Linked DNA regions of Homo sapiens: region 1 is linked to region 2. The links are chromatin loops, found by intact Hi-C in ENCODE. Cell type or tissue: endothelial cell of umbilical vein. All regions are shown on one strand. Each heading gives the region's core, and the rest is flanking DNA. Links, peaks and the distances in the headings are about the cores only.

Region 1 (16,377 bases), core at 5,677-13,676, 1.6 Mb after region 2:
CCAGCCTGGCCAACATGGCAAAACCCTGTCTCTACCAAAAATACAAAAAAATTAGCCGGGCCTGGTGGCATGTGCCTGTAATCCCAGCTACTCGGGAGGCCGAGACAGGTGAATTGCTTGAACCTGGGAGGCAGAGGTTGCAGTGAGCGGAGATCACGCCACTGCACTCCAGCCTGGGCAACAGAGCAGGATTCCATCTCAAACAAACAAAAAAGATTTAAACAATGTAACAGTTGCTGAGTGGCATTCCCACAGCTTCCCTCTGTCCCCCTCTGAAAGTTGTATGCTGTGCATTTTACCATGTGAACGCAAAACTTACTTCCCCTTAAGGACAACTCCTTAGACACTGTAAAAAACCTAAGCATATTAACTGAAATTTTTTCACTTAAATGTAAAGGCTATCCCAGTGCAAAATTACTAAGTGTACACTGAAGGGTTTCTTTCTTTCTTTCTTTCTTTCTTTTTTTAATGAGCAGCTTTTCCTTCTTGTCCTGCCATATTGCCAAGCTCCATATTTTTATGTCAATACTCTGCATGATCAATTTATAATCTAAAGGCTTTAAAGCAGCTATTGACCTGCTTTTAAAATAGCATTTTCATTCTTTCTCATGATTTCATAATCTTCTTTACACCATTTCCTTGCCTTGGAACTTGTCCCCTTCAAAAATGGTCAATGTTGTCCTGATCAATTTAAACTAGGAGGAAAGGTCCAGTGAGTGCTCTGGCGGGATTTGTCCAGGTCACTATTCTTTAAGAATATGTCACATTAACCTCCCCAGTAGCTAGTCATGTTCACAACACTCTTTTAAAAACCTTATCCTGGTCAAGGCACACATAAATTGTACAACTTTTGAAACACAGTTGGTCGCAGAGCTGCAAATTCATAGTAGAGCAACCTACAGGGTGTTTTAGAAAAGACAGCATTTTAAATATGACTCATGAATAAGCAAACAGCCCCGACCACCCAAATCAACTTGAAGAGTAAACACAGAGGGAATGTTTAGCTAAATTTTAGATGCCATTTGATGAAGGAAAAGGGCTAAAACTTATCAGCTGAGAATGAATTATGTCAATACCACAAACGCTAAGCAACTGCAGAGAACTGTCTTCAAGCAAAAGTTACACAGGCAAAAGGCTAACTGTTTATGCACCATAGATAAAATACACTCTACTACAAAGGGATTGCCCATGCAAAAGATAACTGGAGAAATGCTTTAGAAAACGCAGGATATACATACATAACTTATTTGTGTATTTGCATGACTGTATTTAAGGATTATCATGGGAAAGAAATAGGCGCTTACATATATACTGGGACAGAAAATAAAAACTAGGCAGCTTTTAACTTGTTTCTATCTATAAGTTCTGGTATGTGACCTACTGAAGCCAACTACCCCAATATAAAGCTGTGGAGGTAACAGTATTCATGATACATAAGACTTAGAGAGAAACCAAAAGGAACTTCATAATGTTTAACCGGGCTTCCTGTTTATTTAGAGGGAGGTAGCGGTCTCCTGCTTTAGCAAGTTTTTTACAGACAGAGATTAAGTCTCTTATATGTGGAATCTTGGGGCCCCAGGACAGTGCCTGGAACAAAGCAGATGCTCAATAAACATTCATTTCATTCAGTCCAATTCTCGTGTATCTTCTCTCAGTGTCAAGCTTCTAACTGGGAATAAAGTAGTTTAATAAAGCTTCTTGAATCTTTGGAAAAGAAAACCTTTGACTCTTTATTGAGCTATTTCTGAATACAGAGTATACGTAGGAAGGTCAAAATTTCATCTTTTCCATCTTCCTCACTAGAAACCTAGTTATATGTCATCTTTAGGGATAAAGAAAGATAGGTCCCTCATAATCAATTTACATACAATCAAGGTTTGCTGTTTGCATTGTGTGCAATTCAGGGACCTCGAGAGAATCTCCCCCGTACCACTGGGCATTAGACAAGCCATCCAAGTTACATATTCCATCTCAACTAGCAAGCCAAAGGCAATGGCAGTAACAAAGCATTGCCTGCAGCCAATCCTGGGAATCACGAAGCGTCCGCCCCACATGTGTGCCATGCATCTGTTCAGTCCTACGGAGGAGAGACAAGACTCAAGGAGAGAGAAACCAAAACGAGGGCGGAAGGAGGAAAAAGCCAAAGCGGCTTCACACTAGTCCACGTCAACGCTCAAAACAAATCCCCCTTTTTTTAAGGAACTGAGGAATAGCCAGACAAGTGCCCATTATTCTTTATTTCTTGGACAAGACTTGACTAGGAAAATGGCATTTGCAAAGCGTCTGAGAGCACACTCCTCTTCCTTCTCTGTGCTCAAAAAGTCACTCAGAGGAAAGTGCATTCTGAGTTCTATTCCCCAATTCAAATTAAGTTCAAAGTCAATTCAGGACTGTGGAAGTGTTGAAGTTTGTTGTGGGGCCCGGCGGGCAGCACCTGCTCTCCCTGTATTAGCTATATCTGAGCACGAACATCAGCAGGTATCAGGCAGCAACTCAGGCGTGGGTGGAGGAAAGACACATAAATACCTCCCCACTTTCTTCTTAAAACCTTTCCTTATATTTAGATCACCATAAAACCAACAATGACTCAATGGGCAATTTTTTTAATCTGAATCGTGTTTTGCATTGACTCAACAATTCACAAACCAATACCCCTGCTAGACTCTCATGACCATATCGTATGTACCAGGGAGCTGTAGATTGCAAGGAAGCCATGCAAGAGACTTTCGTGGGTCAGACGGATGAGAATAGGTATCCCAAATCAATAGTGTTTACAAGTTGTAATTGTTTACTTATTGACACAAATTTACATAAAGCTACTTAGGGGGTCAAGGTTGGCACAGCACATGGTGCTCAATTACACTGGATTTTAGCCCTCATGTCACACCCTGACTGGAAAGCAAGAAATGCTGGAAAGTTGTGCACCAGGAATGAGCAGGCTATTAAGATCTGAAAAGCTGTCATCCACACTGAAACGACTTGCGTCAGCCACTGAGGATATATTTTAAACCGCCTGTCCGCAAGAAAACTTTAATAACGCAGCCTTGCTCTAATGTCTTGTGAGAGGAGAGGCAATTTTACTTCTTCTATTAACCCAACGTGATTACAATGGCTTATTTCATGGAATATTAAGTTCAAATTTTGCTCCCTGGGAGGACAATAAAAAAAAAAAGAGAGAGAGAGAGAGAGAGTGTGTGTGCTTATGACTTTGCCTGAAATAGCCACAGGACCACAGCCCCTTGGTGCTTTGAATGCATCCAAGCAGTCATCTCCCATAATTTGCTAATGGTGAAATAAATTAGTGACCAAATAATAACCTGAAAAGATGACATCAAGATGGAAAGCAAATGTTTATCTTTTGCAAAGGCCAGCATAACAAAGCTTATGGCAGTCTCTCATCAATCCCTCTTTAAAAAAAAAATGAAGTTCCTATTAGATACCTCTGGTGGTAGTTGTTTCATAGTGAGACCATAGTTAGACTTGCTAACAAAATAAATAATCACCTTGAAAAGCAACAAGCAGACACAGAGCCACCTGAACTATATAGATGCTTATGGAAATGAAACTGGGCTTCCTCTTAATAATTCCCAATGAGACATACTCCCTGAAAATTATTTTGAAGAGTAATTGTACTTATGAAAATTGGCAGGTTCACCATAATGAAGGTCACCGAGTATTTTTTATAGGTCTAACTGTAAGATTGTACACCCAGTTTTGCGATCAATATTCACATTTTGAATTGTAAGTGAATGATTGGATGGAATGTGAACCCTAATTAGTGACCCAATAATCTCGAAAGCCAATAGGCATTCCGCAATTGGTTCCCAAAAGCCATGACCAACACTTATTCTGAATGCTGCTTATTCTCCAATATGGCTGCTGTCCTCCAATCACTCCCCATATAAAAGAGAGGACATCCCTGTTTTTTTTTTTTCTTTGAGACAGTCTCATTTTGTTGCCCAGGCTGGAGCACAGTGGCGTGATCTTGGCTCACTGCAGCCTCCACCTCCCAGGCTCTTAGCCTCCCCAGTAGCTGGGATTACAGGTGCCTGCCACCATGCCCAGTTAACTTATTATTATTATTTATTTCTAGTAGACACGGGGTTTCACCATGTTGGCCAGGCTGGTCTTGAACTCCTGGCCTCAAGTGACCAGCCTGCCTCAGCCTCCCAAATTGCTGGGATTACAGGCATGAGCCACTGCCAGGCCAGGTGATCCTTTCTTAATATCAGGAAACAAAGCTCATTTTCCTTGGCTCTGCATGCCCTCTGAATAGTACATGAATTGTCGGACAGTTATCTTTAAAAAACTTAATTCACACCTTTCATGGTATGAAACTCTCTCTCCATGTGGGGCTTCCATAAACAAGGTTAATTTCATGGAATGGAAACCATAACTTGGTTAGCTACTCTGGTGGTGGTGGCGGGGGTTGGTGGTGGTGGTAGCTGGTGGATGGCGGTGGGTGGCGGTGGATGGTGGTGGGTGGTGGGTGGTGGTGGGTGGTGGATGGTGGTGGGTGGTGGCGGGTGGCGGGTGGGTGGCAGGTGGTGGGTGGTGGTGGGTGGTGGGTGGTGGCAGTGGGTGGCAGTGGATGGTGGTGGGTGGTGGGTGGTGGCGGGTGGTGGATGGTGGTGGGTGGTGGTGGGTGGTGGATGGTGGCGGGTGGTGGCAGGTGGCGGGTGGGTGGTGGGTGGCGGGTGGTGAGTGGCGGTGGTGGTGGATGGTGGTGGCGGTGGGTGGTGGCGGATGGTGGTGGTGGTGGGTGGTGGGTGGTAGTGGGTGGTGGGTGGTAGTGGTGGCGGTGGATGGTGGTGGTGGTGGGTGGTGGTGGGTGGTGGGTGGTGGTGGGTGGTGGGTGGTGGTGGATGGTGGGTGGTGGTGGGTGGTAGTGGGTGGTGGGTGGTGGTGGGTGGTAGTGGGTGGTTGGGTGGCGGTGGATGGTGGTGGTGGTGGGTGGTGGGTGGTGGTGGGTGGTAGTGGGTGGTGGGTGGTAGTGGGTGGTGGTGACCAAATTAGCCAAGTGTGCAGCAGCAAATCTCATTTGAAAAGCAACAAGTTCATCAACTACAAAACAAGACTCTTAGATCCATGGAAAACACAAATAGAGAAAATCCTCCCACTCATTTTATGTGTTTCTTTATCCTAAGTGGCATATTAAGCTAAAACGAAGTATAGTGAGCTCACACCAATGGCTCAGAAATGACACATTCCCTTATGGATGTGATTTATCACTGTTTTTACTTTTTACAGAGAAAAAAAACATATTTACCTTTAACATTTTTATTTGAGAAATGCAAATGGTAGATGGCATCATAATCATAAGCCTACAAACCTAAGGAATGTTGAAAGTTAAATATACATGGAAATTGTGCTATGACTCTTTAGAAAGGAAAAAAATGCATATGAATCAAATAATGTTGATTTTTACTCTCTCTTTAGAGGAGTTCCCTGTTTGTGGCTCACGTGACTAAATAATCTGATAAGAGGAGGAAGGCTAAATGGCAAACGGCAAACATCCCCACCTGATGTATTTCCTCAGCCCTGACCTTCAGATAAAAATCATACAGAAATCTGCAAAAGCTCCAAATTTGCAGCACCACATGCCTCCAACATTTTCAGACACAACAGTCAGGAGAGGAAAAAAAAGTAAGAAGAAAAAAAAAAGAAACAAAGGTATTGCTACTGAAAACAGTCAGCCTTTTCTCTTCAATATCTCAGGATTAGGGTCAGATGAATGCAATAGCTGCCTACGCCATTTCTTCCTCTGTCTGTGAACATTCATATTATAGGCACATATGTAATCTACATATGTGTGTGCCTATCATTTTTAAGTGTAGGTGTACCCAGTATCAAGTGTGTGGGGAGTTCACATAAGATATATTATATACATACTGTGTGCATATTTAGGAAGAAAAAAGACTTCAAACGGTAAAAATTTATTGCACTGTGAAATTAGCTAAAATTATGACAACTGTAAGAAAAAAAATTATACGGGCAAAATTTGGGTCTGGTGGAAGAATTCTTTGATGTCTGGATTCCAATTTAACCCCCGACTGAGTTCTAAGAATCAAATGAACAAAGTATATCATACACCCCAAGTCTGCCTGTCAGCACTAGTCATCATTTTTTATTTTATTCTTTCCAGCTGCATGTATTTACAAGACTCTGTTCTGACATTTCCTCCCCTCTAAATGTACACACTCACTGCTACGGGCAGTTGCCAAATACATTTGTAAAACAGTTCAATCCTGTGTTTGTTTATTCATTATGCCTCTCTATCAGTCTCAATAAATATGTAACACCCTAATTTTTTACATTTGCTATTACATCAAACCTTTGTATATTTGACTTACCTGTTTGTGTTTGAATATACACCACCCACGTTTAAAAAATATCTCAAGTACACAGTGAAAAGAAAACTGAATATTCACATACAAAAATTCACATATTATCCTGCCTTTCTGTTTAGGGTAGATTAAAGAATTTTTATAAAGATGAGGATTACAATGATATAGATTTCAAAACATCCCTGGGCACACAAATACTATGCTATTCCTATCTTGGTCTGCAATAGCAATGGCATATAACTCTGAACATATCCACAAATGGGTATTTTATATACATACAGTTGGCAACAGAGGCAGTTGTATATTCACTACATTGAAGAACGGTGAAGTCTCAACTGCTAGTACATGCTGCATACAGAAAGAACTTTTCCCGGGTATATAGCTGTTAAGTGAGCTAAGACTCTGAATACATTAAGGCAGTTATAAATGTTTAAAATGTTAATAATAAATCTAGGTTGTTTAAGGAGTATTTCCAAATAACATAAAATATTTAGTTTCCCTCACCCAACCCATAAAAAGATAAGATTTATCGCAAAATGTCTGAGGAATAATCAGCCATTTTTGGCTAATATATTTTAATATTTATACACATGACACATGCTGAATATAAATGATACATCATGATTTCCCATAGTGTATGGAATTTATACAATTAACTGCAAGATCCAATGGCTTCAAGGCACGTAAGGTGCAAACACAGTTACAAGGTTTTGCTGATTATTGTTATAAATCTTATCAAGCATAAAGGCATTAAAGTATATTCTGTTTACACCGTTCATTCTAAAATACAGCATATAAAAATATTATTATTTCTTATTAAAAGATTTATATTTTTCTGGCTTTTTTCTTTTATGAGGTAAATTTATTTACCAGTATTCAAAAAATACTTCCTATTTTTCCACTTCCAAATATGTGTTTGAAATATACCCTGAGATTCGATATCAATTTTCTAGTTATTTCTCAAGGGTTATATTTGTTCATAATAATAGCAGCAAACATTCTGGCATTATTCATTTGGTTTCTCCAAAGTGCTTAAATTTAAAAAGAATCAAATAACAAAAGCATGATGAACCGGATTGCTTATTTTACACACATCTGATAGCCAGATACATATGTATGCAGTTACGCATGTATATTTCTGGCACACCATTAATCATCAATGACAAAACCATGTTATCAATCCACCTACACCGAACATTAAATATTTTAATATTCATATAAATGGCATCAAATATATACACATGATTTTGCTTTTTAAATTAAGAGACTTTGGTCCTTAATGGAGATATTTTTCACTGGGCCTTTCCATTCCTTCTTAGCCATAGTAATATTTAAATACACTGGTACATAAAAATCTGCAATAAATTCTACAACACGACCCCAAACCGTCCAGTGTCTGAATTTTTTAAAAGGAGCTAAAGCCACAGCGTATGAAACATGAAATGGAAACATCCCAATCCCTGCATGCGTGATCCTGGGGTTGTCCACCCGTTAGTAAAGAGGCACTGAATTCTGCAGCTGCTTATCAAATCAGGTTTATGTTTCTGGAATGAGTTCCTGCTGCTGAGTCTGAATTTGTAGACAGTCATGAAAAAAATATCCTCTAAGACTGATCTAGCTCAAAAACAAAACCTCTGGAAAAACACGTAAGTTTTACCACACCCATGTACACCTAGGCAGCTAAAGAGTATGTTAACACGATGACCATCTGTATGCATGCAGACACAGGCTAATATATTTAATACATTTACTTGTATTCAGACCACATGCATATTAAATGTCATGCCTAAGTGTCAGTGATAAGATCCACATATGGGGTATATGTGTGTATCCTATCAGTAACATATATTCAATAATTTGTATGTTTACATTAGCTAAAGTACATTATCACTTTTCTTTTTTTGCTTTTTGCTAAAATAAGTCTGGAAACCAAAAGGGAGAAAATACTTGAGTATAGAAATAGTTCCTTTAATCAACTCCCCAGTTGGATATGTGGGGTAGGAATTCATTAGCATAGGCTTTTTTCCCTACTCATTTGTTAAACCAGAATGCTGGAAAGAACTAGAAAAGACTGCATTTCTCTTACTTTTCTTAACCATGTAAAACAACCCCCTAGAAGAGGTCTAGAATGAGCTTTGTTTCTTTTTTCAAATGGGTCTAATGTCCTTTCTCCACCACCTTCACACACAGACACAAAACCCACCGTGTGGGTTCACGGTCCACATCTGGCTCCCACGCAGAGTTGTACATTTGCAAGCACATCTTAAATATTGTGAAGCCAATTTGGACTTACTAAAAAATCTATGATACGAGTGAGAAATCATGCTAAATACGAGCCCTGGTAACTTTATTTTTAATGATGACTTTCAAAAAAAAAAAACAACAACAACAAGGTAAGGGAGAGAGATCAGCAGGGTGAATGTAAAAATTGTTAATCTTAAATTTCTACAAACCCAAGTGTCACAATAAGCATGTATGGTGCATCAAGCATAACAAAAAGAAACGAGATGGTTGGGTTCGGGGGGTTAGGTCGGGGGGGGGTCCCAGGCACTTGCTTCCTTGAACCCTCTGAATACATTTCACAATTCATCAGTTTTTGTCTTTCCTGCCACAAATGAGGACAATCAGACCAGACACCCATTAGATTCTTCATGCAATTTTTTTTTCTTGTTCATGACATGTTGGCAGGGAGGATGGCAATTCTGAAATCTTACCAAATGAGAAAAATGTCAGAAGCTGAACTGACAGCTAGTGGTTACTATGGTGATTGGTGATATTGAAAAAATATAATAAAATAAGACTCAGTTAATTCAAAAGGAATCAAGTTGGGTATTTTTAAGCCAGTTGATACAGATGAAAACTTAATCCTGATATTGGGACATTATCTTTTTGAGCTAACAGCCAAAGACACCATTTAGCTTAAATAATAACTAAATACACAGCTCATAATCTTGTGATTAAAAATAATAGAAAGAAACAGTATTGATAAATGGAAGTCAAATATTATTACCAAATGACTATCAGGGAAATATAGATTATATTCAGTGGAAAGAGGATTTTGTTCGGAGGAAAAAAATTAAAGTTTTAGCAAAATATTTTTAAAAAGAGAACATGGAAGCCTCACAGATAAAAAGGATTCTTCAGGGACAACTCAGATTCTATTAAAACACACACAAAGACATACACAAACATGGTGATTTCATCTTCAAAGTTCAACTCCCCCCAAAAAAGAAAATCCATTTTGATTCTAATGGTTAACATATCCAATCTCTTTATTTAAAAAAGATATTTAACAGAGAAAGCTTCATCATGAGATTTTTAGAAATATATATACATATATATATCTTCTCCATACCATCATTTCTCTTTTTGGTTGAAACCCAGTGTAATATTCTGACTACTTAAAGTGAGGGACCCTCATTTAATACTAAGCAAAATAATAGTAATAATAATAAAATACATATTGGCACCTTTTTCTAACATCAAGCAATGACAACTCTTGCTGGTTCAATCGATTGGTGCTATTATTTTTAGGTTTAATGGTTTTAAATGAAGGAAACAGAATATCATGAAAATCATATTTATAATTCACCAAAAATTATGCAATTGTTCATCCCACAGGTAATATACATGAAACCGAGAGGTGATTACTTTTTATAAAGAGAGTTTGAAAACAGTTAATAAAGAAGATGCAAAGTTTGTTAGGGGTTCAGCCAAGAAGAACCTATTGTATCTGAAAAATCTTTGACACAGAGTAAAACTTTTTTAAGCCTTCTCTTCACAACGACACTAAAATGGTATAAGCATAATGGATTAATAGGAAAAGTAGACTTAGGAAGACCAGAATCAGCTCTCATTTTGAAACAGTTGCATATTTTATCCATATGCCATACTCCCAGATCTAGTCTATATTTTTTTCATTTGATATAGGGATATTAAATTATCTACTGTTTCTTTTTTTTTCTTTTTCTTAAGTCAAATCTTTTGAGAGTTACAGGTAACTAGCGAAAACAAGATTGTTATTTATAACCTCAAGCTAGTATTTAATGCAAGAGGGAGGGGGGACATTATCAAGGAAGCTGCTCAGAAGAAAAAAAAATTAAGTCTTATTGGTTCAAGGAAGCTCTTCTCCACTGGACAGACTACAATGCCATCTACTGGAAAAGTGAAGTTCAACGTCACTTGAAACAGCAGAGCTAGTTTAAAAGGCTGATAGATGTAACTGGAAAGACATCCAGTCCTACATCCTTCACTGTTCAAAAAAGATAAGATATATATATATATATATATATATAGTTGTGGAAACATCAGTTCCTATTATAGATCATTATGTTCTTCCTCTGAGATCTCCTCCCAGCATTTTGCTTCTTAATTTCCAGCGAAAGCCTCTCTTTTTTAGCTTCTTCCAACTTCTCTTGAGGACCAAGTTAACAACACCCAGAAAAATAATCACCAGCAGCGAGCGACCTTGGGGTCCTTTTCTGCAATCTCTAGCTTGTGATTTTTCGCAAGCAGTTTGTGTTAGCATTTGCTCTGCAAAAGGTTTTTTTTTTCTTTTTTAATACCTAAAATCACAATAGGAAAGACTACCATCGTGGTCAGGAGCAGGTGGAGAAAAAAAAAAAAAAAAGCAGACACAGATCAAGCCCCCGGCTTCATAAGCACAAAGTCTCTTTTTATATGTTCTTATGCGGTATGGGATGGAGAATCTAAGGTCCCTTTTAAGAATAAGAATTCACCGAGGTTTTGTAAGCCATTCCCACATTTCCACCGGCATGTCCTTTGCTCATTTGCACGCTTCCCTTTCATTCTGGTTGGTTCGCCCTGTGATTTTTAAAATGAGAAATGGGAAGGAGGTAGGGTCACCATTTTCCACTCTCTAGATGAAGCAATTCCAGTTAAGGCAGGCAATAGTTAAGAAGCAAGAAGGGACTATCACTGTAATTAAATAAGAATTTGTTTTCACTAGTACTAGCAAAAAGAGAGTAAGTTCCTGCCTAAAAGCTGCTGCCAATATTTTCCATGTATAGGTATAAGTGTAAGTAAACAGCGGGGATTCTCAGCCTCCACAGTGTTGACATTTGGGGCCAGATAATTACTGTAGGATGGTGAGCAGTGTCCCTGGCTTCTACCCACTACTTGCCACTGGCGCACCCACACACACACACACAGTTAAAGCAATCAACAAGGTCTCCAGACATTGTTAGATGTCCCCTGGGGAAGGAGGGGGGCAAAATTACACCCTACTGATAACAACTGTTATAGGATCCTAATTTCAATTTTATATACATTAGTTCTCACCAGTCTCTATCTGGCTTTGATTCATGGTGGTGTGTGAAACAACATTTTTAAAGGAACTAAGAACATGGTGGAATCGGCGTGAATGGGAGAGTAACAATCTCCATTCTACACGTTCCATTACTTCAGGGCTGATGAGCATTCCTGACCTTTCCAAAGGCCTCCCTTGAAAGTTCTCCGGAGGAAACAAAAGGAAGAGGTTGGCTCATGGAAGGTCGCTGTCAGATTTGCCCCAAAAAGCAAGGGAAAAATTTTGCCATCAAAATGAAATCTTCCGGCAGGCAGAGAGGTTTAGATGGGGGATGGGAGAGAGGGCTGCGGAGCTATTTTATTCAAAGTGTTTAAATTAAGGGGCTTCACTATTCAAAGGCAAATAATAAACTGAAAAATAGGTCATCTTTAAATGAGAACTCTTTTTTTCCCTATAACAGGAAATCTGAACAGGAAAGTACAACATTTTAATTTCAGGATTTGACGTAATTTGCAACTTCAATGTGGAGCTTTTAAAAATTATCACTCTGTAAGAAAAGATGAGATTGGGATAAAAGTAAGAAAAGAAGTTAGAGTCTGGGGAGACACAGGCCTTATATTCAAGAGGGCTAGTGAAGTTAAAATTGTAGTGAAGTTCAGGCTTAGAGCAGTGTAGCTCTGTATTAACCTGAAATGCTTCTATCTAAGAGTAAAATCTCTCAAGTCTCATCCCAGAAGGTGTGTGCAGTCTCCATTTAAATGTCTCCAACAGAACACAAAATAATTTTGCAGTAACTGATCTACTGTATTAGATGTGCCTGGTCTATTTATTTCTGTTGCTTTTTAACATCTACCAAGAATATCAAAGTTTGCTTGGTGAAAAGTTTTCAGTCGGATAGTAATCTTTCCAAAATACCTTGAAAAATGTAAACGACATGTCTCTGCACCCCTTATTTACCAACCCTTTGATGATATAGGCGAGAAGAGTATGAACACATTTTTAACACTTGACATTTTCTAATATTCTGAAATCTTACTTTTCCATGTCACAGGCAAAGGGTATGTGGCATTGGGAAGGAACTGAATACAAAGTACTACATCCGCTCTTCAAATATGCAGTCCCTGGTAGCACCTTCTATAAGACTGGTGGCTTTTGTGGAGTGTTTCTTTCTTTAAATGAGCTGGACCACACATACTCACTCATTCAGAATAAGTCTATAGATGAACTGTCTCTGTATTTTTAAAGAAACTCAGCTTGTGCGGTCCGCTGATATCTCAGAGAAACAAGGAACCATTTTCACATAATGGATGGGGCTGCAGTGCGGAGCAGACAAGCCCCACTGGAAAGAATTCGGTCTGTCACGACATGCAGGAGAATTCTCTTATGTTTCTGCATCAGGTTTACCTAAACTAAGTTGATTTCCAGGGCAGAATTCATGGATTATGTCGTATTGGACCCAGGAAGGTTTGAAGGTTTGCTGGTAATGATCACACTCACACACACACACACACACACTCTCTCTCTCTCTCTCTCTCTCTCTGCCCCCCCCCCCCACTCTGCCCATGGTTACTGCTACTCTAAGCAGGCCCTTGGAGTCCAAAGAGAAAGTGTCTATAGCTTCACTGTTCCATTTTTATCTGTTTAGGAAATATTGATGTTATTAACCACACTTTTAACTGTCAGCATCTTGATATATTCTGGATATTTGCTAGGGTTCCCACTACTTAGTTGGTGCTATATGTGTGTGTGTGTGTATACATACACATATACATTTTAGATGGAGATGGGATATATATGTGTGTGTGCGTATGTATATATAAAGTTAAAAAAGAAGCTGGCTATTATCTGTTAAGATTGTCCAAGAGTGTGTATCTAAAGGATTTTCTTTCTGTTCTCTGCAGATATTACCTGAGCAGTGTCCCCTAAAATTGCTAGCACCTGGTGACCTGCCCCGCAGCTCCCCTCCAGTTTCCCTGCCTTTGCTTCATATAGAGGGATTTCTGTGCAGAAAACGCTCGTGGAGTCTGCCGTCTCTTAGTCTCTTAACTTTTATCGTCAGTTGCTAAATTAGCTAATGATTAATTAGTTAATGTTTTCAAAGCACTTTGAAGATGAAAAGCACCGCTAAGTGCTAAGTGTAAAACGGCATTAGTAATTCCACTCGGCAAAGACTAATTAGCTTTTAAAAAAATGTTCCCCCCAAACTGATCAATAATGTTTCTGGTATTACAGTAGGACTGTTTGTCCCACAGATCAGTAAGACCCACCTCACGTTTTAAGGCTTTTATGCCCCGAGACACGCAGAAATCCCGACTGAGGTTTATTGCTTGGTAACCTCTTGGCTTTCAGTGTGGCTGGAGTTGGACTAGTGATGTCATCTATACAAAATGCAGCATTTTTGCTGTCAAAAAAGCTTTAAAGGATTATTTAACAAAGCTAAAAGTAAAGAACTAAACTCTAGGAAAGTGGTACAGAAACATGATCAGTGAACTTATATTTAAGAAGAATTAAGCTTTTAAAGTTTTTTTTTTCCCATCTCTAAAAAGCTCTTTAACCGCGGTTCTCCAGGTGGCCTCTGAATTTATTGTGAGATTTCACTTTGATGGCTCTGAGTCCTCATGGGGACTATTATGTCAATAATTTCTACAGCAACATTTTATTCCAGGTACAGAAATGACTTAGAAGATAGAGCCAGGGTCTGGAAATTCCAGGATCCTACTTTAAATTACCCACATCAACCACGATTGAATGAAAAAAGATAGCTTTCACCCATTTTCCCCTTTCCAGCCAGATTCTTAATGGACAGACCTTTTTTTTAAGCTTCTTGGGTGCCAAGTGTCCCGAAACAACTACTCAAAAAAAGTTCAGCATTTTGTTTATTCCATCCACTTTCAAAGACTTAAATAATGTAAAGTTAATGGGAATCATGAAGCCAAAACAGGCAACTTTGCAAGAGGAAGCTTGTGGGTCATTTGTTCCCTTGATGCAAACATACTTGTCCCTGCTGTCTACCAGTGGGCCTTGGTTATAAACACTGGGGATTTGGGTTTTTTTGAAATGCCTGAGATTATTATTTTTAGTCAAGCTTTTTAAAAAAAAAAATAGTCTTTCACATCAAAAAAAAAACTACATGATTTCTATTAGCTTAAGGCTGGGATATTTGTGGTTTTTTGGTTGTTGTTTTTCTTTTTTTAAGGTGGGCAATTTCAGAATGACATTAAGATGCTGACTTTTTAGAACATCAAGAAAACATTATTAATATGTCATTCAAAATATGCAGTATTAACACATGAAACTCTACATACATAACAAACTGCAGAAACAACTCAGCTTAGAAAATACAAAGTTCAGCTAAACAAAAGGAATTTGACGTCTGGCAGCCTATGTTCTCTGTGTATTCTGTTACTCCAGGAATGAGTTTAGCTGGTGCATAAACACAGTAGCACATAAGCCATATATATGTGTGTGTGTGTGTGTGTGTGTGTGTGTATATGAATATGTATTTATAATGTGGACATGATATATACATACAATCACACACACGCACAATGCAACCACATCAATCAGTTGCTACAGACAACAATGACATGTGCACACATTCTCAGAACTTAAGGTTTGCTACCAACCTCAGTATCAGCCTTTCTTCCGTGTACAAAAATACATCTGCCAGAAAGGCGCGGTAAAAATCACCTGAAAACAAACAGACATGTTTTGGAAAAGTGTGGCCAGCTACTAGATGATTCCTTAGGGATTTCCTAAGTGAATATTTTTATAAAAAAGACACCTAAAATATGAAATAATTTGCACATAGCTATAACCCAGCCCCTGTGAGAACTAAAGATAAGCAAAGGTTAGAAGGATGAGGTGGTCAAGTCAAGGGTGCCTCTTACTGCCAAGGTCTCCATAAGTGAGTAGGACACAAAATATAGGAAAAGAGAAGGGGAGAAACTTGGAGAAAGCTACAATTTTGATCAGAAGGAGAAGTTACTTTGGAAATTTCAAGGATTATTTGAGATTCTTATCTAAATCAAGTTCCCTTCTTTTTCTTATAATTGAACAAGTGTTAAACTGTACCAGGCTGTCACAGCTGTCCCAATACGTGAACCACACATAGAGTAACAGCTTTCGTTACACATTTTTGTGAAGTAGTTTCCAGCACACTGTGATCAGAGCTTGCATATTTTTATACTACTCGCATATTGAAAATAAACCCAACATTTTAGATTATTTTTCTCATTGTGTATCAGGCCTGTATGGTTTCTGGAAGACAAAGGGGCAATTATGATTTTGTACCTACTGATCTGAATACAACACCTTGTTTTATTTTTGTATATTATGCTCAGTGTTTTGGTTAAAAAAAAAATTGGTTATGTGGGCCAATAAAGAAGTCCTGAAAAACTGTAGCTTAACCAAATTATTATCCATGGACTAAATGCTAATGCAATTTTTTCCACTTTCAGGATATCTTTAAGACAACATATCAAATACCCAAATCTTACAGGAGTGTGGAGGCCATGCCATATGACTTGGTTGGAGCTGTTAACAAAAGAAACATGGAAAAATCATGCAGTTTAGACTTTTAATTAAATTGTTTGTTTTGGATTCAAAAGCACTTTGTTCATTCAGCCCTGAGTACCAGTGGTGTTTCCAACCACAGATGACTATTCCCGAAATGACCACGGTTGACAGCTTCAGTGGTGGCTTTCAGAGTCTTTATTCGCAAAACACAGACATTCCGAAATGCCTTTATTTAAACTGTAA
Region 2 (16,377 bases), core at 4,815-12,814:
TATCCATGTTGTTAACAGGTGTCAGTATTTCATTCTTTTTGATGGCCAAATAATATTCCATTGTATGGGCAAACCATATTTTGTCTGTTCATCAGTTGATTGACATTTGGGCTTTTTCCACTTTTGGCTACTATAAATAATTTTGCTATGAGGTTTCCTGTGCAAGTTCTTGTGTGGACATATGTTTTCAATTTTCCTGGTTTTAAACCTAGGAGTGGAATTACTGGTCATTTGGTCCCTATATATTTAACATGTTGAGAAAGTGTTACACTATTTTCCAAAGTGACTGCACCATTTTAGAATCCCACCAGCAATGTATGAAGGTTCTCTTAACCAGCATTTGTTGTCATAGCTTCCCTTAAAGGGGAACAAACTTGCCAAACAGATGGAGAGAACAAATCATCCGACAGTGCACAAACTATCTGGGACTTGTGATTAAAACAGCCTGCAGCAAGGAGGACAATGAGCAGAAGGGACAATCCCCAAATTCGTACAAACACAGAAACTCAGGATTAGTGTCCCCGAGTTGACCTATTCTCATTATGATAGTAAAAAACACACCCTTGGTTAGAGAATTAAGATGCTAATGAGACATGTGATGTACACAGCACGTACAGCAACTGGCATGTGCACCCAGGAGACTACCTGCAACATGCTTAACAGCAACGTCCAACCCCACCCTCTTACGAATAATTATATAAGCTTCCTATAAAGGGAATTTCCCCAGTGTCACATGGGGCTGTCTTATTCTCGAGCAGCCTGCTATCAAGTGTACTTTTGCTTTGCAATAAACTTCTTTGCCTATTTTACTTTGAACTCACTCTCATGACTTTGTGTCATGAAGTCAAGAACCTGAACTGACCCACTGACAACTTTGTTGTTTTGATTTTTATTTCCCTAATGACTAATGATACTGAGCATGTTTTTATGTGCTTATTGACCATTTGGATATCTTCACTGGATAAATTTTTATTCAAGTCCTTTGCCCATTTAAAAATTGAATTACTTGTCTTTTTATTGTTGAGTCGTAATAGTTCTTCATGTACTCTGGATACAAGTTATTTATCAGATAGATTATTTGCAAATATTTTATCCCATTCTGTGGGTTGTACTTTCACCTTCTTGATGGCGTACTTTGAAGCACAAAAGTTTTTAATTTTGATGTCCAATTTGTCTATTTTTCTTTTGTTGCTCATGCTTTTGGTGTCATAACTAAGAAACCATTGCCTAACCCAGGGTCAGGATTTGCTCCTATGTTTTCTTCTGAGATTTTTATAGTTTTATTTCTTACATTTATGTCTATGATCGATTTTGAGTTAATTTTTGTGTATGGTGTACCTTTTGCACATGAATATCCAGTTTTTCCAGCCCCATTTGTTGATCAGACTATTCTTTCCTCATTGAATTGTCATACCACAACTTTTGAAAATCAATTGACTATAACATAAGGGGACACTTCTGGATTCTCAATTCTATTTCATTTATCTACTATTTTCTATCTTTATGCCATTACCACACTGTCTTAATTACTATAACTTTGTAGTAGTTTGGAAATAAGAAAGTGAGAGGTCTCTAACAATCCTATTTTTCATCACTGTTTTGGCCATTCTTTTTTTTTTTTTTGCATTTCTGTATGCATATTAGTATCAGCATATCAATTTCTGAAATCAAGCACCTGGGATTTTGATAGGGATTGTGTTGAATCTGTAGATCACTTTGGGAAATACGGTCATCTTGACAGCTGTCTTCCAATCCATGACCATTTATTTAGGTCTTTAATTTCTTTCAAAATGATTTGCAGTTTTCAGTTACAAGTCTTGAACCTCTTTTATTAAATTTATTCCCAAGTTTAAAAAAAATACTATTATAAATGGAATTGTTTTCTTAATTTCATTTTTGGATTGTTTATTGCTACTGTATAGAAATACAATTGATTTTTTGCCTATTGATCTTGTGTCGTGCAACACTGCTGAACTTGTTCACTAGTTGTAAGAGTTGCTTTTATATGGATTGCTTAAGATTTTCTACATTCAAGATCATGCCATCTAAAAACAAAGTGAGTATCCCTTCTTCCTTTCCAATCTGGAAGCTTTTAATTGTTTTTCTTGCCTCATTATCATCACTAGATCTCCAATACAAGGCTGAATAGAAATGATGAGAGTAGATGTTTTCTCTTGTTCCTGATCTTAGGGGGAATGCATTTAGTCTTTCACCACTAAATACGATATTAATTTTGGGGTTTTTGTAAATGCTGTTTTTTTGGGTTGAGGAATTTTTCTACTATTCCTAGTTTGTTGACTGTTTTTATCATGAATGGGTATTAGATTTTGTCAAATGCTTATTCTGCTATTTCTCTGTTTTTGAATTCAAAAGTTGCATTGTTTAAGTCTGGTTTTTCCAGGAAGGCAGATCATGTACTTAATGAACTTGTAAACTTAAGTGAAGAGGATAGGAAACAAAATGTTACTAGTGTGTCTTAGTTTCTGTTCGCTACATTTAACAAGGTACTACAAGAAAGAGAGAGCTCAAAGGAACTTGCTAGTTTGTAAGTGGGATTGAAAAATGTAACTATTTTTAATTTCCAACCAGCAAAAGATAAAATTGAGAAATGCCTTTAGTAATAAGGCTCATTTTTTTTAAAAGCCCCACACCCAAGACATGATCAAGATTAAGGCCATCATTCCTTCTGCTGTAATCTCTGAATTGATTTGGCAGTACCCACTAAATGTTTTCAGTTGGACAAAGTGACTGAAACCCCCACTTTGGGGGAAAAACAAAACAAAACAAAACGATGATCAAACCATAACATGGCTGTGTAAGCTTCTGCTGGCAAGTTGTACACCTCACTTATATCCACATTTCACTGGCAAAAGAAAGTCTTACCAAGCTTGATGTCAAAGAGACAGTCATCTCATATGGATAGGTGCTGAAAATAAAATGAAAATAAGTGATATGTATAGTACTTTCACAGGAAAGGGGAGCAAATAATTGAGAAGAGTAATAAAATCTACCACACTTGGCTCTTTTAGTAATAAATATTTGTTCCCCCCTTTTATATGCAAAATACTTTCATCACTTCTCTAAAGAAGTCCCAAAGTCTTATTCAATCACATTTCAAACTCAAAACACTGGATCTCACATGACTCCTCTTGATCCAGATTTATGAACTAAAGCCAAGTTACCTGTTCCCACATGCCCAACATGTAGTGGGAGAGGGACAGGGTAACTACCATAAATACTCCCGCTTAGAAGGAGAAAGAAGGAAAATCATTGAGCAGACACTGATTCACAGCCAACTCTAAATTCTTTGTGGGATGACATGGGAAGAGACCCCTAGAGATAGGAGGAACGTTATTTGGTTAGGTTCTGGTTCTGCTCTCTGGGGAAAGCTTCCTATATTGCTGCTGTCCATAGCTCAGGGAGGTAATTTCTTCTCATTATCCTCCTTGGCCATATCTAAGAAAGGCACTGAAAAAAATGCTTTCCACTAGGGTTTGGCCTGCTTTCCATAGAAGACTGGGGGTTCCAGGCCATCTTTGTCTCAAATAGTCACATTAAAAAAAAATTCTAGGTGCTGGCTCTTTGGAGGAGGGTTGAAATCTTAACAAGATGAAGTGTTCTAATCCACGACCATGGGATGTCTTTCCATTTATTTAGGTCTTCAATTTCTTTTTAAAAAATTTTTTTGGCATTAAATCTCTTACAAAAATGTCGTTTTGTATCTACTTGATCCTAGCCAACTCTATATGTCTTTTTTTTAAAAAAACTTTCATTTTAAATTTAGGGGTACATGTGCAGGTTTGTTGTATAGGTAAACTTGTGTTATGGGGGTTTGTTCTACAGATTATTTTGTCACCCAGGTATGAAGCCTACTACTCCTTAGTTATTTTTCCTGATCCTCTCCCTCCTCTCACCCTCCACCCTCTAATAGGCCCCAGTGTTTATTGTTCCCCTCTATGTGTCCATGTGTTCTCATCATTTAGATCCCACTTATAAGTGAGAACATGTGGTATTTGGTTTTCTGTTCCTGTATTAGTTTCCTAAGGATAATGGCCTCTAGCTCCATCCATGCTCCTGCAAAGGACACAATCTCATTCTTTTTTATGGCTGCATAGTATTCTATGGTGTATATGTATCACATTTTGTTTATCCAGTCTATCATTGATGGACATTTAAGTTGATGCCATGTCTTTGCTATTGTGGATAGTGCTGCAATGAACATATGTGTGCATGTGTCTTTGTGATAGAATGATTTATATATATTCCTTTGGGTATATACCCAGTAATGGGATTGCAAAGTTGAATGGTGGTTCTGTTTTTAGGTCTTTGAGGAGTTGCCATACTGCTTTCCACAATGGTTGAACTAATTTACACTTCCACCAACAGGGTATAGTGTTCCTTTTTCTCCACAACCTTGCCAGCATCTGTTATTTTTTGACTTTTTAATAATAGGCATTCTGACTGGTGTGAAATGGTATCTCACTGTGGTTTTGATTTGCATTTCTCTAATGATCAGCAATGTTGACTTTTTATCATGTAATTGTTGGCTGCATGTATGCATGTATGCCTTCTTTTGAAAAGTGCCTGTTCACGTCCTTTGCCCACTTTTTAATGGGATTTTTTTCTTGTAAATTTGTTTAAGTTCCTTATAGTCTATATGTCAGTAATCAATTGCTCACTTCTTTTTGAAACATGCTTCCCTTTAGACTTAATTATATATCTTGAGCTTTCAGACTTCTGTGGAAGGACCTATTCACAGGCAATATCAGGAACCATAAAGTACCTGCTATGTTTTGAGCATATTTTCAGAAACACAGGCTTTATTGCATAGATAAAGATTGTCTCCAAAACATGGGACAACCAAGCCTATTTTCTAAAATAACAACCATTCACTCTAGTCTAGTGGTTTTCAACCAGAGGTGATCTTGCTCCCCATGGAGCAATGTCTAGAGACATTTTAATTGTCACAGCTTGGTGGGGTGGGCGTTACTGACATCTAGTGGGTAGGGGCCAGGGATGGTGCTAAACATCCTAAAATGCATAGGACAGCCCCTCCTCTGCCTCCCCTCAGCAAATAATTATCCTGTCAATTCTATGAAGAGGGTGCTGCATAATAAAATATACCCAAAAAAACAAAAAAACAGGAAAAGGGATTTTGCAAAAAGTAAGGAAAAAATCAAAACAAGAATTGTCTAGCCCCAAATGTTATTAGTGCTGAGATTGAGAAACTTTTTTCCTAATAGTACCATTGAAACTGAAATCTCATTAAGACTCCTGATGGCTCTCTAAGCAAAAACAACGATAACATGTTTCCATGTTTACCCCACCAGCCACACATATATTCTTCAATTTTTTCTTCCTCAGAAGCAAAAAGTAGGATCAGGAAGACTATGAAAGGCCATTTGTTTTGAGACTTGAAGGAATCAGTTTGTTCTTTTGTAACCCTTCCATTGTCTGTTGATCACCACATATTTTGTTAAGGCTTTTTACATGATACATAATCTTTTGATCCATTCCTTTATCTACCCCAAAATTCTCTGCGATGCTAAATAAAACACATTCTCAATTTATATGCATTTTCTTTTTTACCGTTTAATTCCTAGTGTGGGCCTTTCTTTAAACCTTTTTTAGAAGGAAAAGTACAGCTACTGAGAGGTCCTATTTGGTTTACAATCATGTCTGGTTTATCATTACTATCATCTAGTGCCTCCAAGAATGTTCCTGTTGGCTGGGCGCAGTGGCTTGCACCTCTAATCCCAGCACTTTGGGAGGCCGAGGCGGGTGGATCACAAGGTCAGGAGATCGAGACCATCCTGGCCAACATGGTGAAACCCCGTCTCTACTAAAGATACAAAAATTAGCTGGGTGTGGTGGCATGTGCCTGTAATCCCAGCTACTCGGGAGGCACGAGAATCGCTTAAACCCAGGAGGCGGAGGTTGCAGTGAGCCAAGATTGCACCACTGCACTCCAGCCTGGTGACAGAGAGAGACTCCATGTACAAAAAAAAAAAAAAAGAAAAAAAAAAAAAAAAGAATGTTCCTGTTGTCATTAGGTGTTTGTGAAGAAAACCCATGAGGTTTAATATTAAAATAGGAGATATACTCGAGGGTTTAGGGGTTTCTTACCCAGAACCTCAGGTTCCTTAAGCACCAGGGAAATATTTTAATAAAAATGCACAGAACATTTCAGCTAGAGATTAGTCCAATAGGAGGGAGGACATATCAGGAGGTAAATACAAGTTATAGATGCAAAAATACCTAACAGGTCATATCAGGTAGACTGTGGCGCAGAGAACAAGGAGGCTGTACCTGCTAAAGACCTAGATTCTACAGGAATAAAAGGAAATGCTGGTTTCTTTCTAGTAACTTAACATGGTTACTAGTTTGCAGAGCTTAGTCAGAATCTCAACGACTACATACTTGAATATGACCAAATTATTCTAATGTTTCAGATGAAAATATATAGACAGAAATAAAGCATTGTGATTTTTGCAAGCAGCGCTTGCTTTCTTGGCTAATTCCAAACGTCTCTACTAAAAGTAGGACAATTCTGCCTTCTAATAGAATTCCTGACTAGGCAGATCATTTTGTTAAGATAGATGTTCGTTAGCATTTTGGTTTCCTTAATTTCATACCATATTCTATTTTATTCCTTTGTATCATGGTTGAAAGTGCATATGATTCTTATCTCTTCCTTAGGTTTTTATTTTTTCATTGTGACATCTGTGCTTGAATCATGGTGCAGCCAAGCTGTAGAGGCTTAATTCTTTTAATGGGAAGACAGCATGCTGTGGCAGAAAGCATGCCAGCCTGGCATCTGCTGTTCTCCGGCTGAGTGTCCTAGGACAAGTCACTTCTCTGTTATGTCAGTACAATTAGGGCTGTACCAAAAGATCTCTAAGGGGTCCTTTCCATCTCAAATATTCTTCATATTTTGAATCTTTTTATATGTAAATATGACAGTAGTAACACAGTAACTCTGTTATCTTTCCTTATTTTGCAATTGTGTGTTGGGTGGTGTGTGTGTGAGAGAGAGAGAGAGAGAGACAGGGAGAGCGTGCAAGAGAGAGAGAGAGAGAGTGGCAAAGGTGCAGGTGGAGGGGGTTAAGGGGAGGAGGGACTACTTAACCTTGGTAGACAATATGAAGGTGTAATAATCTGTAAACATAACTTATGTTAAAGAAGATATGTAGGTATTTAAATACCTCTTGGAGGAATATGTAAGTACTCATCATGGTTACAAAATAGCACTCTCAGAAATGGCTCTCCTCCCTCCTCCAGGACAGATAAAGCACCTGCAGGCTCTCACCGACCACTGAAACAGCCATGAAAACCCTCATGCTTTTATACAGCAGGACAAAGCTTTGAAGCTTTGGCTTTAAATCACTCCAGCATCTCCCAGCTGTAATGAGGATAGCATTTCCCTAGTCAAAACATCCTGGTTCTATTTATAGGTGTTCACTTCTCTGAATAATAAACAAAAGTAGCAGGCTATTCTCATATTATGTCATTTTCCTTCAGCTACCCTACTATTTAATATAATGCCAATAATTAAAAAAATTTCAAAGCCATCATACCTAACAGTGGGTTCAGTTAATTACCTTAGAGAAGACACTGACTGCCATATATTTGAACAGCCAAAGCCTTGCAAGAATATTTGATTGGCCTTTGTTTACCGAGGGTTTCCAGTATCTCCCTCTCTACTTCATGGGGGTGGGTTCAGTTCTTTAAATGATTCCAGAAATAACCAGTCTCCCTAGTTGAAGGAAGGCTGTTTTCATCTACTAAGTAACATCCCTTCGCTTGTGTTGCTTTAAATAAGGATGGCAGACAATTCAGCATCCATGGAGACAGCCACAGTTCACTTCTATTCTTTTTCAAATGTAAGTTTGTATTAGGTTATTTAATGGACCACAATATATTCAGTAGGTACAGAATTCATACCCCCAAATGGCTGGTGTTTAATTGCATCCCTCCAGTCTGTTTTAACTAAGACATTTCCTCCTGTGCATATAATCTTCATTATCATAGAAGTTATTTTTAATTTATAATTAACATAGTCTCCTTCTCATTATGTATGCCTTGATCGACTTGGACCCTCCGGACACATCTTGTCTGGCACGGTGCTGGTTGTGTCCTGCAGTTCTCTCAATGTGCAGTAGGTGTCTATCTTAGCCTTCCCTTCATCCTTCCTTCTCTTCTCCTCCCTGACACCGTGATATAGTGCATAATTCCAAAATGGCAGCTTTTTGAAAATTCACCTTGATTATCAGACATTAAAAGTGACTCATCCCGCAGTGACTGTCTGGCAGAAGGGATGGGATCAGACAGCAAGACAATGAGGGGACTGGGCGCATTAGCGCACTAGATTACAGAGCCCATCAAAAATACCTTTGTTCTGTCAAAGATCCAATCATTTACTAGTTGTGTTCTGCAGAGGAGAAAGAATGAGAGGGAAAAATACACCAAACAAATAAACAAAAAAATACATTTATGAATTTAAAACCTCCTTAGTTCTCTTTATTCTAAGAGTAAAGGAAAGTATCTAATTAACCTTCTCAGGAGAAGAAAAGATGGGGATTGTGCTTGTGAGACAAAAATCTATAGAACCTTTTCTTTTTCACTAGCTATCAAAATTTCTACATTAGCTTCTGTCCTTTGGGTCTTGGTAAGAGGGAAATTGTCAAGTTTTCAGGGTTTGGTCTTGATTACACTGCACTCAGCCTGATTTATGGCAGAATATTTAGAAGACAAACTGTTTCCGAACTAGAACGTTCATTTTCATTAAAAGCAATGCTTTTGATTTCTATCTTGTCACAATATAATGCTAACCAAGAAATGCGTGATGGATGAAAGGGGAAAATATGTGTAAGGGCTATTATTGAGAAATACTTTATAAGCATCTAAACTGGCCCATATAAAAAGGCAGTAAGAATCTTTGAAAAGAGAGAGCACATGAATTCTTGCATCAAGCATGTGTGTGTTTGTGTGCAAAGGGGAGGAGGGAACTGGAAAAGAAGGGAGGAGAGCGACGAAGGCGTTCATATTGAGCCCTGGGTGGGTATAACAGGGTGAGATGTGTTGTATCGTCAGCATGACTGCAAGCCTGGTGAGCTTGTGATTCTCCAAGGAGACAAAATATCCAAATGGGAGGTTGGTGCCTGACTTTTGTCTTTTTATCATTTTCATCATTTGCCTATGAACTCAGAGGAGCATTTTATCAGTCATGGAAAATGCCCCCAAGGGGCCCAGATCAAAGGCAGGCTTTGAATTGTGTACTTAGGTGGATCTTCCTGCCAAAGACATTAATGCGATTAAAACACAAATTCCATAAACAATTATTTTCCATCTGTTTAGCAATAATAATAGTGATGTTATGTGCTGTCAATGGTGTCCTTCCTTACAATGAGGCACCAAGTGAATGCAAATACCCTTCTGCACGTGGATGCTGCAGCACTTTGGGAGGATTTGGGAGGTTTCATCTGCCAGCAGGACAGGAGAGTGGCCACTGTCACCATGCAGGGATCTCTGGAAAAGAATGGCTGTATTTTAACTGTCATTTGCAAATAGATTCATTAAAACAACTCATTGCATTCCACCAATTGTGCAGTGTACTTGTATACTGGTGTAAATTGGAGATTTGTCATTTCTTGCCTCTGCCTCCATGTTTATTTCTACTGTCAGGTACAGAAAATGTACCCCTCTTTTTGCCCCTCTTAATTATCCCCAGTATCAATAACTCTGTTCCTTTATTGATGGAGGAAGGGAGATTCAGCAGGACTGCCAGTCCAAGTGGCTCAGTCACAGTTACACATTCAGAGACCTACTCATGTTTGTTTGGATTCACAACACATACTCTGAGTAGGGAGAAAGAGAATCTATAAGCTTTAAAGATCTCTGCCTAAACCAGACCAAGAGATTAAAGGGGAGGGCAAAGGGGAGGGTCCAGACTGATTTCCGCACACCAGCACTCGTAACACAGGGATAGATTCCTGAAAGAGGGACTGACCTGCACGAGAGTTTTCATCAGTGGAATTTTAATGAGCCCTAAAGGTTAGCCTTCGACTTCGTTAACAAACAGCTCTAGAGATAATTTCCAATTTTCAGTGTTTATAGAATAGTGGTTCCTTGGTCATAATGAAATTCTGAGACTGTCTAGAGCCTATTCTGCATGTCCAGCTGAGGCTGAAACACAAACCCTCAAAAACAATTAAACGTGTGCTCAAAATCAAATGCAGAAGAAATAAAAAGAGGAAGGCATTTTGCAAATTAAAGTGATCACATTAACCTCCTTTGATGAAATCGGTTCAGTCAAATGAAAAATACTTATTAAAAAAACAAACCCTGCACAGATATTTTAGCTATTGAGGGTAATGATTATTCTAATATTGAAATGGACACAGACAAGAAAAAAAAGAGAGATAATAAACAAAAGAGGAAAGCTTCATTCCCAGTAGCTAGAGACCAGAGTCCCTGTTATGTGTAAGTGGGTTGTAAATGTGTAGAAAAGAATATAGATGCAAATATTGCCAAAATTGACACTAAAGGATAAAGGATAGGTCAGTTTGTTGAAAATACGTCCCCTCTCCTTCTTCTCCCCTCTCCCTGCTTTCTCAGGTTCTACTGGGTCCTTGAAGAATTGCCATAATTGCACCAGAAAGGAAACAAGTATGACTGAGATTCCAGCCACATAAAACAAGAGCAATGGGTGGTTAAGACAAAGGGCCACATCTAAAGATTTCTTTTCCTCCAAAACTGGGTGGAAAATCCTTTCACTTTCTCCAAAAGGATGACCAAATCTCCTACTGGTATGGGGACCAACAGAAGATGCTTGAGCTGTAAATGCTGGGAGAAATATTCTTTAGTTTATTAAAGTTAGGCTAAATTTTATTTCTTCCAGTGCAACAAATCCCTTTCACTCCCCAGGCTAGCCACTTCCCTTCTTGATTCACAGAAGAATGGAAGGGGTTAAAAAACAAAACAAAAACCAGAGCTGGCCTGAAACTCTGCCACTCCAAGGGTGCAAGAGGTTAGGGAGCAAGGGGCCCCGCTGCGTGATGCTCTGGTCAGTTTTGGGCACGCAAGAGAGCATGGGGGGCATGAGAGTCGGGCAACTGACTTGGGTTCCAGTTCCAGTTTTGCATTTACTCCTTACTCCCCGTGTAATCCTGGTGGGGGCAGTCAATTCCTCAGAGTTGCAGTTTTCTCCTAGGGCTAAAGGGATTAATGAGTTCAGGTAATGTTAGCACTGGGGGGGATCTCAGGGATTATTTAATCAATTCTCCTCATTTTATAGACAGAAAACTAAATAACAATAACAGCAGTTATAATAATAAAAACAATTATAACTAATATTTTTGAGCATTTAACATGTGCTAGGCACTATTCTAAGCACTTTACAAGTATTCTATTATCTCAACTACCCTGGTTGGTAGATAGTACTGCTACTTCCATTTTACAGGTGGGGGAACTGAGATGCCGTGAGGTTCAATATCCAAGGTGGTACAGCTGGTAAATGGTAAAGCTGGGCTTCAAACCCAGATGGCCTGGCTACAGAGCCCATGCTCTTAAACGCTGTAGTTTAGTAAACCATGAATTCCCCATGGTTTGCACAGGGGTTGCACTCTTTTCAGAAAAGGGTGCACTGCCTGAATTCGTGCTGCATATGGTCCTGAAAACACAGACCCTACAGAGACATGTTTTCAGAATCATGGCAATGGCTGACGATGGCTAATCTGTTCCCTCCAGGTTCCCCGAGTTCATGGCTTCTCTCCAGCCAAATTTTCTCCCAGCCTGCTGTCACAGGTGTAGTGCAGTGCTCCCAGGATGCCCCGGTCTGTACGGTGCCCTTCCCAAGTCACACTGCCACTGCTCTTTAACTCTCTGCTGATGGCTTCTCCCTCTCTCTCTCCTTCACTCTCTCTCTCCAACCATTTCCTTGAACTTCACTTGAGCTGATATTACACTTGTATTTGAACACCCAGCATGACACTCTCTATTTCTTTGCTCCAGCACCAGTGCTTGACCATCTTTTGTTAGCCATTATGGATCAAAACTGCTTCTCGGGACAAAAATAAATGGCAGAAAGAGAGATCATGGCAGAATAAACACCACCACTGCAAAAGACAGTCTACTCTGGATAGTGTGGGAGCATACTCATTGGGTAAGAGTGGTTGCAGAATGGTGCATTATGCGCACTGGGGAGGGAGGAGATTACAGTTTGCCAGATTCACTCTCATCGGCTAATAGCACCCAGTGCCTAAGAAAAGTACATTAACAGTATATGGTAACAGACAGTTGCTGAAAGGACAATAGCATTAATATTAAATTACTGTTGCATAGAGAAGTGATAAATAGGTGATGTGTGTTCTAAGCTCAAAGAGGCCTGGTGACTTGCCTCAAGTTGACAAGTGGTAGTAGGTGGCAGAATCCTACTACAGCCTAGGTCCTCTATTTCTCAGGACACTGGTTTGCTGTTGGATAACATCAGACTCCTCAGGCTACTGTGAGGAACAGCTGAAATGAAAGCGCCATATGACAAATTCCAGACACCTGGACAAGGCACATAGGTCCTTTGTGATCTGGCCTCACCTGCCATTTCAGTCACGTATTTCGTGCCTTAATGTCCTCACACCTGCTGTCCCTTCTGCTTGAGGTGACAACTTCCCCAGTCCCCTCTCATCACTCCTCTTTCTCCAGCTGTAAACACCTGTTCATCTTTCAAGATCTGGCCACAAGGTTACTTTCTCTGTGAGGCTTCCTGTCTTCTCAGTATTTCCTGTAGTACACATGGTTAGAACGCTCGCTGTATAGGATAATGATTGACTGGTTATTATTCTCTCTCCCCTTCTTAACGAGGAAGCTTATTGAGGGCAGAGACTATATTTATTTCTCTTTTTATCTTCAGTGCCTAGCAAAGGGCATGGACCATCTTATTTACTCTAAATATACAAGGAAGGAAGAAAGAGAGGGAGAGAGGGAAGGAATATCCTCCTGAAACTATAAAGCAGTATAGAAATAAAAAGTTTTACTAACAAGAGAAAGATGCCCACTGTTTGATACCCTCCTACTGTTCAGGAATGAGCTTACTGTTTTCACAAGCAAAATGCTCTGACACAAAATGGGGCAGGCGACGATGAAAGCAGGAAGCTGACTTCTTACTCCCCATTTACCTGTCCGATGAAGAGGTACACAATTTCCCCAGGATAGAAGGAATGCCCTTCATTAATGCCATTTGCTAGCAGTAATTTAGTTAACTGAATAATCACACAAGGTAAAGAACACAGAGACTTAAGGATCTCTGTCTAATGCATGATACTAAGATATTTTATAAGGTGGCATGTAGTTAAGTGTGCTTAAATGCAATCACAGAGCATTTTCTTTGGTCATTTTCATCTGGAGGTTTTAGAAAAACCAGGAGAGAAAAGCAGCATCCTCAGGGATTTTTCCTTAGAGTACAATTTTTACAAAAAGCTGAGTGTACAACTTGCAAAATAATAAGCTTCAGTGATAACACAAGCTTCAGCTACAATTATCACAAAGAGCAAGTCTGCTGCCCAAGCTTCTAACTTATCCTTGTGACTACAGAACATCCCAAAATGTCACATTCAAGTTGAAGTGACTGCAGCCAATTAGGTAATTTCCACCAAATTGGGTCCATTAATACTTGGACATTATCTTGAGGGTGAAATAGGATTCAGTGACAAGGTGCAATGTGGCTTGTGAAATATTAGTTTTGGACAATCACAAATCAGGATCCAAGGGTATGTTAAATTATTCGGCATTCTTGACCTCATTATTAAGTGACTTCATATGGGTTTTTGCTCATATTCATATAATCTTGGGATACAAAGAGCTTAATTTTTGTTTCCTTTCCCCAGCCATTTCCCTTTTTATGTATCAGAGATTTTATGTATATCTCTTTATTTTTATCCTGTTTAATTTTAGAATTTAAAGGGCAATGGCTATGTTTTTGTTTGGGGAACACACAAGGAGGACACTTACTCATATGATGACACATATCAGAAACATGAATATTAGTTAGAAATTTGGTTTGCAGATTTTTCTTTGCTAACACACTACTTCAGGTAACAGAACAATTTTTCCAACCAAACATCTGCCTCGGTCTGCCAAGTATCGAACAGAAAGCTGTGATTTGTAACACATGGTCTTATAAATGAGTCAGAACTTCAAGGCCAAGTCGGCTTCTGGAAGTGTTCTAAAGTGATAGCAACAATATTATTTTCCAAAATAATGGGAGAAAGCCATAAAAACACTCCAGGAAGATCGTGTACCAAAGATGTTTGTTGATTTTGTTTTGTTCCAAAGTTGTTTGGAACAATGATTAGTTGGCGCTGACAGGATTTCTACAACTAGGAAGTGTGTTGGACACTTAAAACTTTAAATCAGTGTTCCAGTAAGTTCTAAAGAACTTTAACCAATTGAACAATTATCCTAAGAATATGACTACCAGCTGTCGCTTAAACTTACAAGTTAAAACACTTTATATCATTGGGGCAAAGCAATGATATGGACCTGGGATAGGAAAATTACCAGAGAATGTGACTGAATCAGTGAATATCTGCCAAAAAAAAATCTCTTTGAGATGAACAAAAGAAATTAGGTAGTATTAGGCTACTCATAGGACAACTGGCCAGAGCACAGTTTCTTCTTTGAGATTTGTGTGTTTTATAATTTTGTTAATGATTCAGACCAAAACAAATACTTTGAAAGTAGAAACACATAATTCCATTTCAGCATATCCCAACCAGATGGGATCAGAACAGGTGTGATCATTTTAGAGTGTTCTTCTCCATAAATCAACTTCTGGTTCATTCCAGAGTGGGGCTGTCAGCTTTTAGGCGCCCAATGAAGTTGAGAATTTTCAGCAAACTAAACACAGCCATTAAAATAATGTTTGAATTAGTTTTAATCACAGTGACCTAGATTCTCATGCTCCCCAGGACCTCACTGTATCTCTTCCATGTGTGAGATCCATGGGAGGGCTGCACATGGGGAAGACTCACCGAGTGCAGAGCAGGAAGAATTTAGGTCAATTACCTTTTGAAGTGTGATCCCTTTAAACAGCTACTCAAGGTAGTATCTTGCTAACAGAGCTGTATATAATAAAAGTGACCTGTGCTGTTTCTTTAAATACTGCTTTTTGGTTGTAAGCGATCAAAGTATTAAATTTGTGTAAGAAAAAAAAAAAGATCAAGAGAAGTTTCATCGATGTTCTTTCTGGAATCTATTAAGAAGGATTAGATATGTGGTTTACCTCTCTTAAAGTCTGGGCTTGAAAGTAGGTGCCTCCATTTCAGTGTCTTCCAGCTGAGCTTTTGTTTTCTCTGCCTGTAAGTTGAGTAGAGAAGAAGTTGAGATGTCACCTCAGGACTTTTGATAATATATTAAAAAATAAAAAATCGTGAAGCAGGCGAATGTATGGGGAGGAGTATTTACTATGGATCCATTCCCCAAAGTTTGAAAAAAAAAAAAAGTATTGTATGTGTGAATGTGTGTTTCCTTTCATTAGCTCTCCAGGAAACAAGAATTTTTTTCTCAAATTGTAAAGAAAAATTTGTTAGTTTTTTTTAACCTTTAAAAAGTAGATACCATTTTGATATGTTTATTCTTTCATTCAATAATTATTTACTGGCACCTACTGTATGTCAGGCACTTTACACGTTCTTGGGAAGATAACAGTGACCTTGATCTGATGTCTGAGTTCGGGGGAAAGAAATCATGCATCAGGCCGGGTGCAGTGTCTCACGCCTGTAATCCCAACACGTTGAGAGGCTTAGGCAGGTGAATTACGAGGTCAGGAGATTGAGACCATCCTGGCTGACATGGTGAAACCCCGTCTCTACTAAAAATACAAAAAAAAAAAATACCTGGGCGTGGTGGCGGGCACCTGTAGTCCCAGTTGCTCAGGAGGCTCAGGCAGGAGAATCGTTTGAACCCGGGAGGCAGAGGTTGCACTGAGCCAAGATCACACCACTGCACTCCAGCCTGGGTGACACAGCGAGACTCCATCGCAAAAAAAAAAAAAAAAAAAAAAAAGAAAGAAATCATGCATCAATCAATAGTTGTTGGAATCTTAGAAAGGAATGCTTAGAAAAATGGAGTAAATGGACATATTTAAAATATGAACACCATTTTATTTTTAACATTTCAAAAATGCAGGATAATTTAAAAACCAACATCTTTGCCAATTCTACTCCTAAGCAAAAATCACTATGAGCAATTTGCTGTATGTCCTTTTGGATTTCTGTCTGTTTACAAACACATATACAAAACAATTTCTTAAGAACATGTGAGCAGAGTTAATCCTGATTTGTAACTTTTTCTTCTATTTCAGGGTGTTTCATGAGCATCTCT

Evidence for each region. Peaks named below come from ENCODE experiments on the same cell type or tissue, not always from the same donor. Only the 100,000 strongest peaks of a DNase experiment are listed, where the experiment ranks them.
Region 1: a loop joins it to region 2, with 27 times the contacts of the local background. A loop is called at or near these places in 7 of 110 quality-filtered maps.

The regions. Positions count from the first base shown.
Region 1 is chr16:73,868,324-73,884,700 of GRCh38, forward strand. It overlaps a transcript of ZFHX3 not described here. Among named protein-coding and RNA genes, the nearest start is that of PSMD7-DT, 340 kb to the right of the region's middle. RefSeq lists a silencer at 10,327-10,621. In endothelial cell of umbilical vein, for the core only: no CTCF peak of the experiment used is centred there; a DNase peak (open chromatin) is centred at 10,498.
Region 2 is chr16:72,233,886-72,250,262 of GRCh38, forward strand. It overlaps a transcript of PMFBP1 not described here. Among named protein-coding and RNA genes, the nearest start is that of PMFBP1, 70 kb to the left of the region's middle. In endothelial cell of umbilical vein, for the core only: a CTCF peak has its summit at 8,163; a DNase peak (open chromatin) is centred at 8,196.